Linked DNA regions of Homo sapiens: region 1 is linked to region 2. A link is an interaction called in ENCODE POLR2A ChIA-PET data of the cell type or tissue named here. Cell type or tissue: endothelial cell of umbilical vein. All regions are shown on one strand. Links, peaks and the distances in the headings refer to the core of each region. The heading gives the core; the rest is flanking DNA.

The links. ChIA-PET counts read pairs that join two places held together with the same protein. Peaks named below come from ENCODE experiments on the same cell type or tissue, not always from the same donor. Only the 100,000 strongest peaks of a DNase experiment are listed, where the experiment ranks them.
Region 1: POLR2A ChIA-PET joins it to region 2 with 5 read pairs; 1 of 35 experiments calls an interaction of 5 or more read pairs at or near these places.

The regions. Positions count from the first base shown.
Region 1 is chr3:173,730,821-173,735,820 of GRCh38, reverse strand. All of the region lies in intron 3 of NLGN1 (neuroligin 1), which reads right to left. It overlaps LOC105374225 (a long non-coding RNA gene), which reads left to right. Exons shown (of 2, transcript XR_924728.4): 2 at 4,172-4,445. Among named protein-coding and RNA genes, the nearest start is that of NLGN1-AS1, 190 kb to the left of the region's middle. In endothelial cell of umbilical vein, for the core only: a CTCF peak has its summit at 2,601 (motif pointing left); a DNase peak (open chromatin) is centred at 2,600; H3K27ac peaks cover 411 bases.
Region 2 is chr3:171,951,859-171,962,630 of GRCh38, reverse strand. It overlaps LOC105374217 (a long non-coding RNA gene), which reads right to left. Exons shown (of 4, transcript XR_924718.4): 2 at 10,676-10,710; 3 at 3,043-3,144. Among named protein-coding and RNA genes, the nearest start is that of TMEM212-AS1, 57 kb to the right of the region's middle. RefSeq lists an enhancer at 1,585-2,085. In endothelial cell of umbilical vein, for the core only: no CTCF peak of the experiment used is centred there; a DNase peak (open chromatin) is centred at 7,680; H3K27ac peaks cover 1,127 bases.

The sequences.
Region 1 (5,000 bases), core at 1-5,000, 1.8 Mb before region 2:
GTCACCAGTCCCTTGTGCAATATGAGTCAACTTTGGCCCTAAGAGTGACAAGTCTAACCAAATTGTCAATCTTTAATGTTATTTCAAGACCCTAGGCAGAAAATTATTACACAGCCTCCTGTGAAAAAGGAATAACAAAAATAGCAAAAGCAAATTTCATCCCCAAAGGGACTCTGCTCCTCTCCAAACTTATCTCTATGCAGATTTGAGACAGAAGAGTTGGCCTGGTATGCAAGAAATCAGCCAGCTGACAACAGCTTTCTATGTTGCAGAAGAATGAGAAGTTAAATGTATTTCATGAACCAGTAAGAAATTTTAGTCTTATAAACTTGTAAGAAGGGTCTTTTTCCTAATCCTTTGAGTTTGATTTGCAGCAGTCTGAAATGTGAGAAAGAATTGCTTCATTAGTATTTTACATTGCTCTTCTCTTCTCTATAAATTCAAGTGGCCAAAGATGTACTGGGAAAAAATAAAAGTGTTTCAGTAGTTCCATGTGCAAGGGAGAAAAGGAATGAAAATAAACTCCCACGTATTAAAACAACAAAATATTCACTTTTTGGACTAAATATTGCTAGAACTTTGCATTTTGGTTGTTACTTTTTAAAACAGTAGTTGGAATTTGAGTGAATCATCTTACTTTTTGTATCTTATGCCCATACATAGTTACAGGAACCTGGAAACTGGAATATTACTATGGACATGCAAATTAATAGAGCTCATAAGGGCAACTGAAGTTCATTCCCTTCTTCAGAGTCCTAGTGGACCCTTATTTGCATAGCTGGATTTATAACTGACAAATACTGCATTAAGTTTAATTCTTAAAGGAAAAAGAAAAACCTTTGCAGAGAAGAATGTTGTGCCACATTAGTCATAAAGATGGAGACCTGTACATAATCTAAGAAAAGATCCATTATTCCATGCTCTTTATTCTGCCGTTGCTAATACCAATTGTCCTGATCACTTTGAGTCAGAGTTCAGAAAAAAGCAATTGCAATAATTTGTTGAAGATATTAACTTTGTCAGGGAAAATTCCTACTGAGGAAAAATAGAAGAAAAAGAGTTTCTTAAGGGGAAAAATGTGATTTATTCAGATTGCTTGTTACTAGTGAATTAATAAGGCCAGGTGCAGTGACTCATGCCCATAATCCTAGCACTTTGGAAGGCAGAAGCAGGAGGATTTGCTTGAGGCCAGGAGTTCAAGACTAGCCTAGACAACATAGTGAAACCTCATCTCTACAAAAAATAAAAAATAAAAAATTAGGTGGCTGTGGTGGCACACTCCTGTAGTCCCAGCCACTTGAGAGACTGAGGCAGGAGAACGACTTGAGCCCAGGGGTTTGAGGCTACAATGAGCTATGATTGAGCCACTGCACTTCAGCCTGGGCCACAGGGTGAAACCCTGTTTCTAAAAAAAAAAAAAAAAAAAAAAAAAAAAAAAATAGAATTATCCACAGAATCTAATTATCTGATATAATTCTCAATAGACTGAAAACACAACATGCATGTCACTTTAGGAATATACAGTGTTTATTATCTTGAACTAAAATGTCAGAAATGTGATCAGCCAAATAAATTAGGCTCTAAGGCCTTAACATGATCATAATTCTAAAGCCATCAATATTATAAAACCAAATGTTATTAACAAAACCAATAAAGGAATTTCCTAAAATGAAAAAATGTAATTATAAGATGCTTTCTGATTATTTCTGCAGGAATAGCAGACATCCAGGACTTTCATTAGCTTTAGTATTTAATAATTAAAATATAACCGCAAAGTCTACTTGATGTGCTCACAGAAAGAAGTAACACTAGATAACCGGTAATATTATATCTTTTGTCATTTGATATGTCAAATGACATAAAACCTAGTCATTTAGGTTTTATGCTCATTCACTAGATTTAGTACATCTAAACTGAAAATGCACTATCCATCAAACAATGTTTTTATTTTCTTGTTGAATTTGGTGGTATGGACAATGCTTTTTTGCAGGAATTTTTACACAAACAGTGTTCCTCCCCCGTGACAAATGTCAAAGGCCATAATTTTATTACCTTTGGGACCATATGCATTTTTGAAGACTGAATAAATTAGTCACTATTAAGAGAGCTGCATTCTAATACACAGCAAAAATGGTTTATATACAGAAGAGTGAACTTGAAAAGTGGTGTCATAAACATGCACCAAGATTTCAAGGTGAAGTTAGGAACCTCCTTGAATCTTACCCAGGAGAAAAAGTGGTACACTTGCAGGCAATATGCCTGAAGCTCTCCTGGAACAGTATCTTCCACTTTCACCACCCAGGCCCTCTGTTGTGGAGAAAAGAGTGTATCCTTCCTCCCTGACAGTACAGCTGCTGAAAGCTACTGCAGAAAAGGGAACAATGATTAGAGAAAAGGGAAAGGGAAAGAGAGAAGGAATGAAAAGGCATTAAGCTTATCAATTCCAGTGATAATTCAGAAGCTCTAAATGAGATTTTCCTTCTAAAATGTAATTACCCCTATAAAATAGAAAATAAGAACAACCATTCCTGAAAGTTTTGCAAGATTTTCAAAAAAATATCTATTCTAAATGCATTTATAACTCAAGCACCACCTGCTGGTTCAAATTGGATCTTCCCACTCACTCAACAACTCCAATCAGCCAAGAAGACAATTCAAGTTTTCATAGGAATGAAGCAAGAAGACTACTGATTTTTAAAACCAGATTTAAGTTGTTTTGCTAAAATGTATAACCAGCTTTATATTTCCATCTCGTATTTAAACCAAAAACATTAAAAATGTACTGTTATAAAAATTGAAAGATAATTTTTGATATAAAAGGTATAATCTGTACATACCATATTTGTATATATTTCTGTGGTTCATCACCAATACTCTCATTAACTACTGTTACAAACATTATCTTGCTAATGTTTATTTTTATTATCATAATAATTTTATAATACATGAAACTTTCAAATATCTTAATAAAAATAAACTGATATGTTTTACCACACAGACTAAATAAACATCTACTAATAAAAGTCACTATCAAATGAAGAGGCTTGTAGAAATGACTCACTGTAATTTAGCTAGTTACCTTTTCCAGTTCTTCAACAATGAAAATTTAATTCTTTGAGAATGTGTCTTAGAATTAGGTCACTGAATCAATTTTGCATTTGTTTAAAAAACCGTCACTTTTTGCCTCTTTCACAGAAAAACTAACCTAAACTAAAATAAAAATAACTATTTTCACTGTAACTACTGAAATATACAGCTGGTTATCTCATGAATGAAACTGCAACTACCCACCCCGAACCCAGCCGCAAAGTGTCCCTGTTACATAAATGTTTCTAATGTATTAAAAGCAGCTATGTGCAGCACTTACAGACACGGCCTCAAAGCCTAACTAGTAGCAGCATCTTAGGGCTACATTAACTGTGTATCCTAGGCAACCAAGTCATGGCTAAAGCATCACAGTGTTTGTTTAAAACGTGATGTGGAAAGCAATCAGAGGAGCTTCAATTCCAGGGAAATTCCTTTTCAATGTAAGCCTCACACTGTATCAGAGTGGTGCTGTTTGCACCATTATAATTAAGAATGTGTCACCATATTCATTATTTTCAAGGTTTTGTAACTCAGCTGTAAAAAATTAGTCATAGTAATTAAAAGATGGAAAACATCTAGTTATGCTAAGATGTCCTACTGGGGCATTTAAGGTCCTAGTGAAGGGGGTTTAAGCAATTTAAATGAGAGATAATATTTTATCTTAACTACCTTAAAATACTATCCTAACCACTGGTATATTAGAGGTATGTTTGAAAATAATTGTAAACAACAATTTAGTTTGTACTTTTCTTAATAAAAATATACATCATCTATTTTAACACCATAATGATTATGATTTTATTCCTCAGTGAGTTTATCTTTTCATTACTCTGTTAGCAAAGAGCAGTATTGTTCTTTACAAAAAATGTCTTTTTAATTTTTTGACCACTTCCTGAACTCAGTCATAATACAAGAACCTAAATCCATCTCATTTTGCACATCTCCTTTATATATTTATATTTCTATGTAAATTATAGGTACAGAATATTGTTCTAGGTGAATTATTTTTTAAACAGAATTTGTATTTTTCTTTTTTTGGTTTCCTTATGCAATAATGAAAAATGTTTCTCATGCTGTTTTTCAGATTGAAGAAGGAACCTGAATTTTTTAAAACAAAAGGAAGCAGTAATTGTGGTAGAGAAGAAAGGATAACTAACCTTTACTGAGAGCCTGCTGTAATAGCTACACAATACTATTTATCACATATTTATTTCATCTCATCCTCTCAATAGTTCTGCAGAAAAGGTAGTATTTCCCATTTCATAATGAGGAAACTCACAATATTAGTGGGACCTGGATCCAAAGTCCTAATATTTTATACGATTTGTGCATTTCCAAAATAAAAACTTGAAATTGAATACAGTCCATCTTATATTTAAATGATTTTACAAAATATTAGAAACAAAATTATAAAGTAACTCCATCTTTCTTTCCATTCTTCAGATTTTATTGCTATGTTTCATGGTCATGTTTAATTAACAAATGTATACAACTTATCAGAACTCAAGAATAAAATGAAACTAAGGGTTTCAAAAACCTATTTCCTTTAAAAATCTGGTAATAACACAACTTACATTATGCATAAAATAGTACTAAATTTTTCCCTAGAAAAAGAGAAATTGTCATCTAAGACTCTATGTGAATGATATCGGAATGAAAACAGTCACAGATTATACGGTAAAATTATTCTGCAGAGCCGCTCCAAGAGACAGAATAGCCCCTTGGTGATGGCCAAGGGATTTCTCAAGGCACATATCATGGCCTCTTTGAAGCCTTGCCCAGATTGATACGTTTGCTTTCTCTTTAAAATTCTGAAGTTAGAAAATATTATTTCCTCAATTATTTTCAAAGAGAATATATCAGAGATTTTATTATCTTCTACAGGTGCTCAAATCTGATGTTCCGTAAGTAAG
Region 2 (10,772 bases), core at 3,393-8,392:
TGTATCTCCAATGTGATGCGTAAAATCTAACAGGTGTATAATCAACGTTTATTGATTTGAATTATCTGTCACTGTTGACTTTGACATGTGCACGTTACTCAGAACCCTGGGTAAGGACAGTAACGCACGTTGCTCTGAAACAGGCAGAAAGAAAAGCAAGCTCATCACTTCTGCATGCTTCTTGGGTTGAAAATCCAACATACATAAATATCTTTAGTTAAAAGGACCCTGTGAGTTAGTGTAGGCATTGGATTGACATGCATTCTCTCCAAATGAATCTGCCAGAATGGAAGAGTCAACTTGCTTGAGTGATTCTGTGTCAATACGGCCTTTAAAAAGATGTTACCATGTCATCCTGCTGGATATGTTCATTCCAACAAATCATTTTCTATTCCAAAGTACTGTTTTTTCTTTTTTCTTGTCTTTTTTTTTTTTTTTGAGATGGAGTCTCACTGTGTCACCCAGGCTGGAGTGCAGTGGCGCAATCTGGACTCACTGCAACCTCCGCCTCCCGGGTTTAAGTGATTCTGCTGCCTTAGCCTCCCGAGTAGCTGGGATTACAGGCACGCACCACCACGCCTGGCTAATTTTTGTATTTTTAGTAGGCACGGAGTTTCACCATGTTGGTCAGGCTGGTCACGAACTCCCAACCTCAGGTGATTCGCCCGCCTCGGCCTCCCAAAGTGCTGGGATTACAGGCATGAACCACTGCATTAGGCCGAAATTGCAGTGTTTTCTTCTGATGCTTTGATCTAGCAGCAGCAGAAGACTGTTTATTCTTGTTCTGGATCAAGCTGGGACAAAACTGTGTTGGGCATCATTCTACCTTTGATTCTGTGCTGATGGTTCTTTTTATTGTGCACACTCTTCTTCAAGCCATGTCCTGATTCCCCTTTCCTCCCAGTCTCTGCTTTCCCCCAGTTCATTTCTGTATTTGCTACCAAAAAATGTTTTAGGTCACCTTTCTCCTTTTCATTATGCATACCAACTATGCATGTCCCCATAGACTGATGCCACATCCCCATGAAGAAAAGCATCTCACAGAGGTCAACTGGTGTTTTCCAGGTCACACAAGGTCAACACTGAACCCAGAATCCAGATTTTCTAACCTATGCTTCCCAGTAGCTTTCACTCTCACTGTAATTTTTATTGTTGTTATTTTTAAAGCTTAGGGGTTAACTCCCCTACCCCAGTGTGCGCAAACACACACACACACACACACACACACACACACACACACACACACGTTTAATATAGAGAGAAACATGAAGTTCTCTTTTCACAAGACATTAAGGGAATGGAAATTGTGAAGAAAGCTGTGAAGAACTTCCAAGTCATATTCAGGATTTTCCCAAATGGTTAGGTTAAGTACACAGAAAAAGGTAGCCTCCCTACCTCCCCAGGGTGGCTCCAGTCTATCTGAAGGGGCCATTCTCTGGCCATCCTGAAACTCATGCAGGTGGTGACTTCATCTTTCCCTGAGTAAGTGTGGTCACCGGCAGACACTCCCGGCGGGGAACAGGCAGGCAGGCCAGGATGTGGGAGGGTGATTCAGCAGGTAACAGCAAAGCCCCATAAGCCACCCTGTGGAAACGCCCATGAGGTCCACCCTCTCAGGCAAGTTTTAGAGGACAGAAGCCAAACTCCTACTCCCCACACTATTTTCCTCAAGACGAATTTTCTGTTGTCCCCTTTAGGAGAAAAGCTTCATATCCTGATCCACGGATCCCCGAATATTCCTGATGAATGTGGTCACTGCAATATGGTTCCCTTTTCTCTTCTTTCCTTCCTTCCTTCCTTTCTCTTTCTTTTCTTTCTTTCTTTTTTTTTTGAGACAGAGTCTTGCTCTTGTCGGCCAGCCTGGAGTGCAGCGGCACGATCTCGGCTCACTGCAACCTCTGCCTCCCCGGTTCAAGAGATTCTCCTGCCTCAGCCTCCCAAGTAGCTGGGATTACAGGCGCCCGTCACCATGCCCGGCTAATTTTTGTATTTTTAGTAGAGATGGTGTTTTGCCATTTTGACCAGGCTGGTCTCAAACTCCTGACCTCGTGATCTGCCTGCCTCGGCCTCCTAAAGTGATGGGATTACAGGCGTGAGCCACTGCACCCGGCCTCCCTTTGCTTTTCTTATGAAAAGGATTGATGGGCACTTGCCAACTTTATTTAGGCTCCTGCAGGTGAGGTGCTCCATGTTGAGCAGCCCTAGAATCCTGCACAGTCTGGGGCCTGGTGAGCCTGCAGCTAACTCAAGTGGTTGAGACGTGTTTGTTGAGGGAAGGAAGGGAAGAAATAGAAACTGTTAAAGGAATCTCTTCTTGAACTTCCTTATTGTATTCAGAGTTTTAAAAGCATGTAATTATGATGTTGTAACTGAAACTCTGAATATAACTATCGATATCTGAAACTTGTAATAAATTAATGAAAAATGAGTTGATTTCTTTTTTTCTTACTTCTTGGCACTTGGATCATAAAAACTGAAATGTTCTCTTGAAGCATATTTTGAAGTGTGGTTTTTTCCTTTCTCAGTGGATATTTATAGAACAAACATTAACATGCAAATTATATGGATACATTCTACCCCCACCCAACCCTCTTCATAATAGCCTGTGAAAAGTCAGACCGCGAAGGCACAAAGACGGTCTTATTACTTTTAACCTTTGGGGAGGGCGGCATGAACCACGGAAAGTTTACTTGGGTATCAAACTCAAAATGTACCTATGGCTTGACACAGCTCTGCCAGATAACACTCCCACACACATGCCAAGGTGCTTTTTGGACTTTGCTATGGAGACAGCCTCGCAATTAACGACACACACCGGGAAGGACAAAGAGAGAGGAAAAGTGTTTTCTGAAATGTCAGGTCCTCCCTCCTGCTGACTCTCAGCAATTTGTCAGGGGCTTTTCTCTGTGGTACTGGAGCTGGATTTTCCCACAGGTAAACTAGTTTTCCAGCTCGCACTCAGGAGCCCTGCTCTTCTGGGAAGCCCTAGGGTGTAATCTGGAGCCTGGTTGGGTTTTGGGGGTGTCATCTGACATCAGTTACCTCAGTGGGAAGGCCCTAGGCCGGAGTCAGGTGTTGAGAAGGGAGGTGAGGTTTGGTGCTTCCGAGGGTTGCTTAGTCCCAGTCAGATGCAATCTCTATCTCCTATGAAAAAGAAATACAATTCCTGTCACTCTCTTTCCTTAAAACCAACTTTGGGCCTTTATTACCCATAAGACAAAGCCTAAATTACTTAGTCTAGCACACAAGATTCTTAAGAAACTGGCTCTAGCCTAATCTCTCTCATTTCTTGATACTTATGAGTCGTTTGTCCTAAGGACCTGACAGTGTAGCTGTTACAAACTGTTGTGGGCTTCCAGCACGTTACATGGGGTACACAACACAGGCTCCCTTCCTGGACTGACCCCTCCACTGTAAGTGCCTTGTAAACTAATCTTGAGACACATTCAGCTGCCAGCCATCCCTAAATCCCTCCTGTGCTTGTTTAAAATCTGCATTGTGATGTGTATTCCATTAGAGTGAGTTTAGGCCAGGTGCGGTGGCTCATGCCTGTAATCCTCCTAGTACTTTGCGAGGCTAAGGCGGGCAGATCACTTGAGGTTAGGAGTTTGAGACCAGCCCGGCTAACACGGTGAAACCCTGTCTCTACTAAAAATACAAAAATTAGCCAGGCGTATGGCGGGCATCTGTAGTCCCAGCTACTCAGGAGGCTGAGGCAGGAGAATCGCTTGAACCCAGGAGGCGGAGGCTGCAGTGAGCTGAGATTGCACCATTGCACTCCAGGCTGGGTGACAAGAGCAAGACTCCATCTCAAATAAATAAATAAAAATAGAGTGAATTTAATTTCTCATATGTCCACATCTTCCACAAGTCTCTGAACTCCTTGAAGGCAGGGGCTATATCCGTTTCTCTCTGAATTCCCATTTTCTGCACAGGCTCTGGTAAGGGCAGAGCTACTTTGGTGCGTAACATACAGATTACTCTCTACTCATGTGCAATCTATTCCAGTTTTGGCGGAAAATAACTGGAAAATGGTGTAAATCAAGGAAGAGTTCCAGGCAGGGTCTGCCAGCCCTCTTCTTTGCTCTGCTTATAGGGGTTAACCAAAGTTCAATTTATTTCCCTTTTGCAAATATGTCAGAAAGTCAAATACGCAGGCCACATTGAAACAAAAACTGCCAGAGTGGGCATCAATAAAATGGGATTCTAGCCCTAGTTCTGACACTAACTAGTTGTGCATCATTGGAGAGATTAATTAGCCTAACTCTCAGTTTCTTCATCTATAAAATTGAGGATTTGGTCTAGGTGATGCTATTTCTTAGGGACTATTCACAGGGACTTCAGCAGGGGTTTGAGAAAAAGGCAATTTTCAAAAAATTTATTTCATTTTATTTATTTATTTTTAGACAAAGTCTCACTCTGTCACCCAGGCTAGAGTGGAATGATGTGGTCTCGGCTCACTGCAACCTCCGCCTCCCGGGTTCAAGTGATTTTCCTGCCTCAGCCTCCCGAGTAGTTGGGACTACAGTAGGCACGTGCCACCACACCCGGCTAAGTTTTGTGTTTTTAGTAGAGATGGGGTTTCACTATGTTGACCAGGCTGGTCTCGAACTCCTGACCTCGTAATCCACCCACCTCGGCCTCCCAAAGTGTTGGGATTACAGGTGTGAGGCACCGCACTCAGCCAAAAAAGGCAAATTTAAAAGGAACTGTCTGATCCAGCTTTTAGACACCTCATGATTATGAAAGTACCCAGCATAGACCTGGTACATAGTGAGTCCTCAACAGATGAGCGATCAATATCTCCCTGATACCTTTTTTCTACATACTTCTGGGGGCTAGAGAAACTAGTCTTATCCTGTTTTTCTACTACTGTAGTCCGATCTAGAGCTTCATCTCCCTTGAGAAGTTCCTTTTCCTTCCTGTGTTGCAGTGGGCTACTTTTGAGGAGGTAAGCACAGAGCAGTGGGAAGTGCTTTCCAAATAGGGGTCTGTTATGGGTTGAATTATATCACCCAAGAAAGATACATTGAAGTCCTAACCCTCTGTTACCTCAGAATGTGACCTTATTTGGAAATAGGGTCATTACAGAGATAATCAAGTTAAAATGAGGTCGTTAGTATAGGTCCTAATCCTATATGACTGATGTCTGTATGAAAAGGAGAAATTTGGACACAGAGACAGACACACACACAGTAAAGATGAGGTGAGGACACGGAGAAGATGCCATGTGATTGGAGCGACGCATCCACAGGCCAAGGAGCACCAGGGATGCTGGGAAACGCCAGAGCTAGAAGAGGCCAGAAAGTCTTGGCCCCTAGAGAGAATCTGGCCTTGCCAATGCCTTGATTTCTCACTTCTAGTCTCCAAAACTGTAAGATAACAACCTTCTCTTGTTTCAAGCCACCTAGGTTTTGATTTTTTGGTAGGACAGCCTTAGGAAGCTAATATAGGGTCTACACTGAGCTTTGTGTGGGCTAATGAAGAGAGGGGTGTATGTGTATGTGTTGTTGTTAGAAGGTAATTTACATCAAGGGAAGGTAATGCATCAGCTCCTAGAAAATTAAGCAGATGCCATTTGCCCAAGAAAAAGCCTTCAACTCATTAGCAGATTCCACCTATCTTTTCTTCTCCCCTTTTCACTCTTCTTTCTCTTCTTGCCTTGCTGCAACTTGCCTCACCATGCTTGCAAACGCTCCTTTATCTCTCCTCTCCAGCCCTGCACTGGCTCCCTCATAAGGGACACTTTATGCTGATGTTTACTTAGAAATGTCAGGGCTACAAAATCTGGCATGGTTGTAGAGGCCTCCAAGCGAGGAAGAGAGACTAAAGCCTCCTACTTGAGGGAGATTTGGGGAGGCTCAGACCCTGGTGGCACCAGCAAAAGGAAGCCAACTAAGGTAAACTTTTCTCTTTCCAGTTGGTAAATCCTCCTTGTGAAACTGGTATAATAGATGCTGTATAAAAACTCTGCCGAATTCTTCCCTCTGGAATCTTCGGGGCGCCTGACATAACCCTCACCCTCCGCGCAGTGGAGAGCAGAGAGGCCTCCCTCTGTGTGCTCCATCACAACTTTCCACTGAATCTGGGTTTGGGCGGCTTGATTTGAATGGAGGATTGTTCAGCTGCAGCCAGTGCCGGCAGAGCTGCCAGTTACAACACTTAAAAAATACAGTACTGCTTTTAAAGTAGAGTAGAAGGGCGTTGAAGCGAGGATGCAGGGGTTCCTTGTCAAATACACTGCCCATCTGTCCTGGCTTTCCTTGGAGGGGAGGGCCAAGGCTTCCCCAAGGCAGGGAAACAGTCCCCAAGCTCCGCCTACAAACCAGCATTTTTGGGGAGGAAGCCTGCTCCGTATCTGTGCTCCCGAACAGACCATTTGGTAAGATTTGAAGTGATAGCTCTTTGTCCATTGGCGCACCCTCTAAGTAGTATTTACAGATTAACTATGCCTAGATGCATGCCACAGACATCTGGTATATGTTTCAAGTTAAATGCTATGAGAGAGAGATCATTTCTGAAATCGCAAAGATTGGTCCATACTTTAAGAATTATGTAGAAATTATACCCGCAAATCTCTCTGCTGAGATGAAATGTAATTATATGGTTAAATATTCATATTTTAATTATTGGAAAGAAGTACATTAACAAACTATTATTGAAATATGTTCCATATAGAGTCAAGTAGGAAAACCTAAAGAGTTAGTCTTTTCTGTACTTGCAATGCAATAATTTCATTGTTTGCTACAGCAGGAATTTTTTTTATACAAGTCACTGGAATTATTCAGCTGCTTGAGTGATTTGCCTGTTCCTGAATAAAACCCTTGCTCGGAAGCCAAATCACTCTTATTGGTCAGCTTCAAAATTCCATAGGTGTGCTTAGACTCAAAGAAAATGAAGATTTCTTAAAAATGACCAATTTTGTTTTGTTGGTGATGCATAAAGGTTGGAATAGGACGGTTTCTGATTATTCTCCGGTGATTCATACAATTCATTTTTGTTTTTAAAACACACCTAAGACATTTCTCTTTCTGTGTCCTTATGAAATGGTGGGGAGGGGATCCTTACATACGCATAACCTACCTTTTCTGGCCACTGATAACATCTGTCCTTCTGGAAGTGGATTAAATCAAAGCATAGGAGTGCCTTTTTTTTTTTTTTTTTTTTTTTTTTGCCAGTTTTCACAGTAAAAGAAACAGAATGTAGAAACCATAACCATATTGACCTTCTAGACGAAGCCCAGTAGGATGAAAGTAACATTTCTACAAGACAGCATGTCATAAAAGGGGCTTGTAAAGACAAAATCATTAGACGACAAGTACGCTTCATTGAAAAAGAGGTGCATTTTTCTATTGTTCCAAGTATTGTGTAAGGCAGGAAGATGGAGAATAATATTCAATGCATCTGCAAAGGAAATGAGTCCCAAAAATGCCTTATTTGGTGCTTTAGTCAAAAAGGCCACCTGTCTCATTTACCAAATAAGCAGTTTTTTTTTTCATTCCTTTTATAAGATCAAGCCCACTTCTCTGAGGAATGAATCAGAGGCATTGCATTTACCACATAAATAACTGATTGAAGTAAGTGATTTACCTTTTCCTTATTTTATCACATAAAAAAGGGCAATGATTACATGTAACACCTAATTCTTATTGCCTTATTGATTACGTCTGAATGCTGACCATGCTTTTACTAAAGAGACAATGCTATGTTCTCAGATTCTCAAAATGAGCAGGCCAGATTACTTAATCAAATCTATAGTAGGAAGTCCAGAGCTGAACAATGCACTAGCTGGTGTGTTTTGACTTCACTGTCTCCATGGTAACATGCACGAACAAATTACGAAAAATATGAACGATTTGTCTGAAGGGCAGAAATTTGCCAAATCTTATTTAGTCTAATTAGTTTTAAATTAATGATATTTTAGGTGATTAAAATGTTTTTCCAAGAATTCTCATGCAAAAAAAAAAAAAACTATTGCATTTACTGACTTTGGTATAATGTTCATATTTTTAGAGTAAGCTGGTTGTGGAGTGAGAGTTACTAACTTGCATAAATTAAAATGATAAGCATTTCAACGTGGTAAGAAGCCAAAACAACAGTTTAAAAAGTAAACATTTTAGTTCATCTGATTATTTAACATACTGAGAATGCATTTCTTAAAAGCATGTATATACATTTTAAATGTAAGTATTTTCTGATTTTAGGCAAATCATAGTAGCCTATGCAAGCTGTGTACTAAGGGACTGAACTGGAATACAGCAACAGGCAAAGCTTCAGGAATCAAGAAGGCAAGAAAAGTGACACTCCAGAAAATACAAAGTCCCACAGCTCTCTCAATTCACGTTAAATCTGGACTATCTAGAAGCTGTTTTCTTCTATCAAAGGCCAAAGTGAGTGGCTCATGCCTGTAATGTCAGCACTTTGGGAGGCTGAGACAGGATGCTTGCTTGAGGCCAGAAGTTCAAGACCAGCCCGGGTTATAAAGCGAGAGCTCATCTCTACAAAAAAACAAAACAAAACAAAACAAAAGGCTAAAGTGAGGTACGTAATTCTTCCCACTGCCATAGCTTAAAGAAGCCTACAGGATAGGTCAAGAACCAAGCTGCTATGGCAGGAATTGTATGGAGTGTGCTGGAGACAACAAGGAGTCTCCTTTTGCTCTGTAAAATTAATAACGAGAGTAGCTAGAGTTATGGAAAAGAGGTTTGGTGAAGAGTCAAAAAAAAAAAAGCAAAAGCCCTGAGCTTTGAGCACCTGCACACAGAGAGCCGGAGCTCTCTCCGCAGTTGGTGTTAAATGACTGAACACAAGGAAGTAATTGTTCCTGCACTAACTAACTAGTGCAGGATTCTGAGAAAAGGTTCAATAGACAATGGAACGATGGAAACGGGGGAAAAATCTGAGAGAGAGAGAGAAAGAGAGGAGTTCCCTTAGACTGGTGACTGGTGAAAACCTTTCACAGTTCCTCAGTGAAGAAAGCTAGAGACCTTGGTGAAGAAACATATTGTCTATTTTAATGTGATTTCTCCCTCTCTGTTTACCAAACACATTCCATAGTGTACTGTCATCATTAATAAAGCTTCATAAGGTTCTGAATTTTGAGATACTATTGTTAAGGATTCATAGCTGATCCAGGAGACTTAGAGTGACAATTTTAGTCCAAATTCTCGTATGCAAAGTAGGCAGACTAGTCAAGCAACACCTTTTCAGCACTCTGCCTTAACCAATCCTGTATCTGAGTACGCTGCATGTATCCCTGGGTACTGTGGCCAAAACAGAGAGAACTCCTGCTTCCAGTCTGCCCACAAACCAGGAGACAGTCATTCAACAGAGCAATAAGACTACAAAATGGATCTTCTTCTGGTGTTAGAGATGAAGAGAAACTAATTCCTCCTTGTTTTTTACAACAGCAGTTTGAGTAGAGTTTAGGTATGTAAATAAATAGTTCAACAGAGAAAAGAAAAGATAAGTTAACATAATAAAGTTAGTTACTGGTTTTTTGTATATTATTAATGCATATATTAGTGGCATTTTCTGGACTTTAGAAAATGCCTTTGCTGCCAGATAGATTTTATGCTCATCAAACACACACACACACACACAAAGGTAACTATGTGAGGTGACAGATATGTTATTTAACTTAATTGTTGCAACCACTTCACAATGTCCACGTATACCAAAACATCGCATTGTGCACCTTAAATATATTCATTTTTTACTTGTCAATTATATCCTAAAAAAATCTGGAAAAAATAAAAATAAATTTAAAAAATGCTTTTAAAATCTGTGTACTCAATGTAAAGGCTAAAAATATAATGCCTCCAAAAGAAAATGAAAAATATCTTTGTGATCTTGGAATTGGCAACAGTTTCTTAGATAAAACAGAGAAAATATTAACCATTAAAAATTAGTAAATTGGACTTCATCAAAATGAAAATTTCTGCTCATCAAAAGACATTGTTAAGAAAATGAAAAGGCAAGCCACAGAATGGGAGAAAATATTTAAATACTTATGTCTGACAGAATATATAAAGAATTCATACAACCTAACAACAACATGAACAAATATATATATTTACCTAAAAAATCTGTAAACAAATATTGAGCTGTCATTAGTAATATGCTTTTTTTTTTTTTGACAGTGTCTCACTCTGTCATCCAAGTTGGAGTACAATAGTGAGATTTCAGCTCACTGCAATCTCTGCCCCCTAGGCTCAAGCCATCCTCCCACCTCAGCCTCCCGAGTAGCTGGGATTACAGGCATGTGCCACCACACCTGGCTAATTTTTATATTTTTTGTAGAGACAAGGTTTTGCCATGTTGCCCAGGCTGGTCTCAAATTCCTGAGCTCAAGTGATCCACCTGCCTCGACCTCCCAAAATGTTGTGATTAAAGGCGTGAGCAACTGTGCCCAGCCAGTAATATGCGTGTTGAAGGGTAAAGTGTACTGATGGGTACAACTTACTTTGGAATGCATTAAAAAATAAGATGGGTTGATGGATGAATGAGAGAATGGATACACGATAAAGTAAATTAGCAAAATGCTACTTGTAGAATTTAGGTGGTGGGTATTGGGACAATAATTGTCCATTGTACAGTTCCTTTCTTTTTTTCTGTATGTTTGAAAAATTTCATAACAAAATGTTGAGAAAAAAAAAGTTAAATATTCACTTACCTCATGATCCAGCAGGTTATCTTCTAGATATTTACCTAAAAGAAATAAAAACTTATGTTCACACACAGATTTATATAAGAATGTTTACAGAGCATTA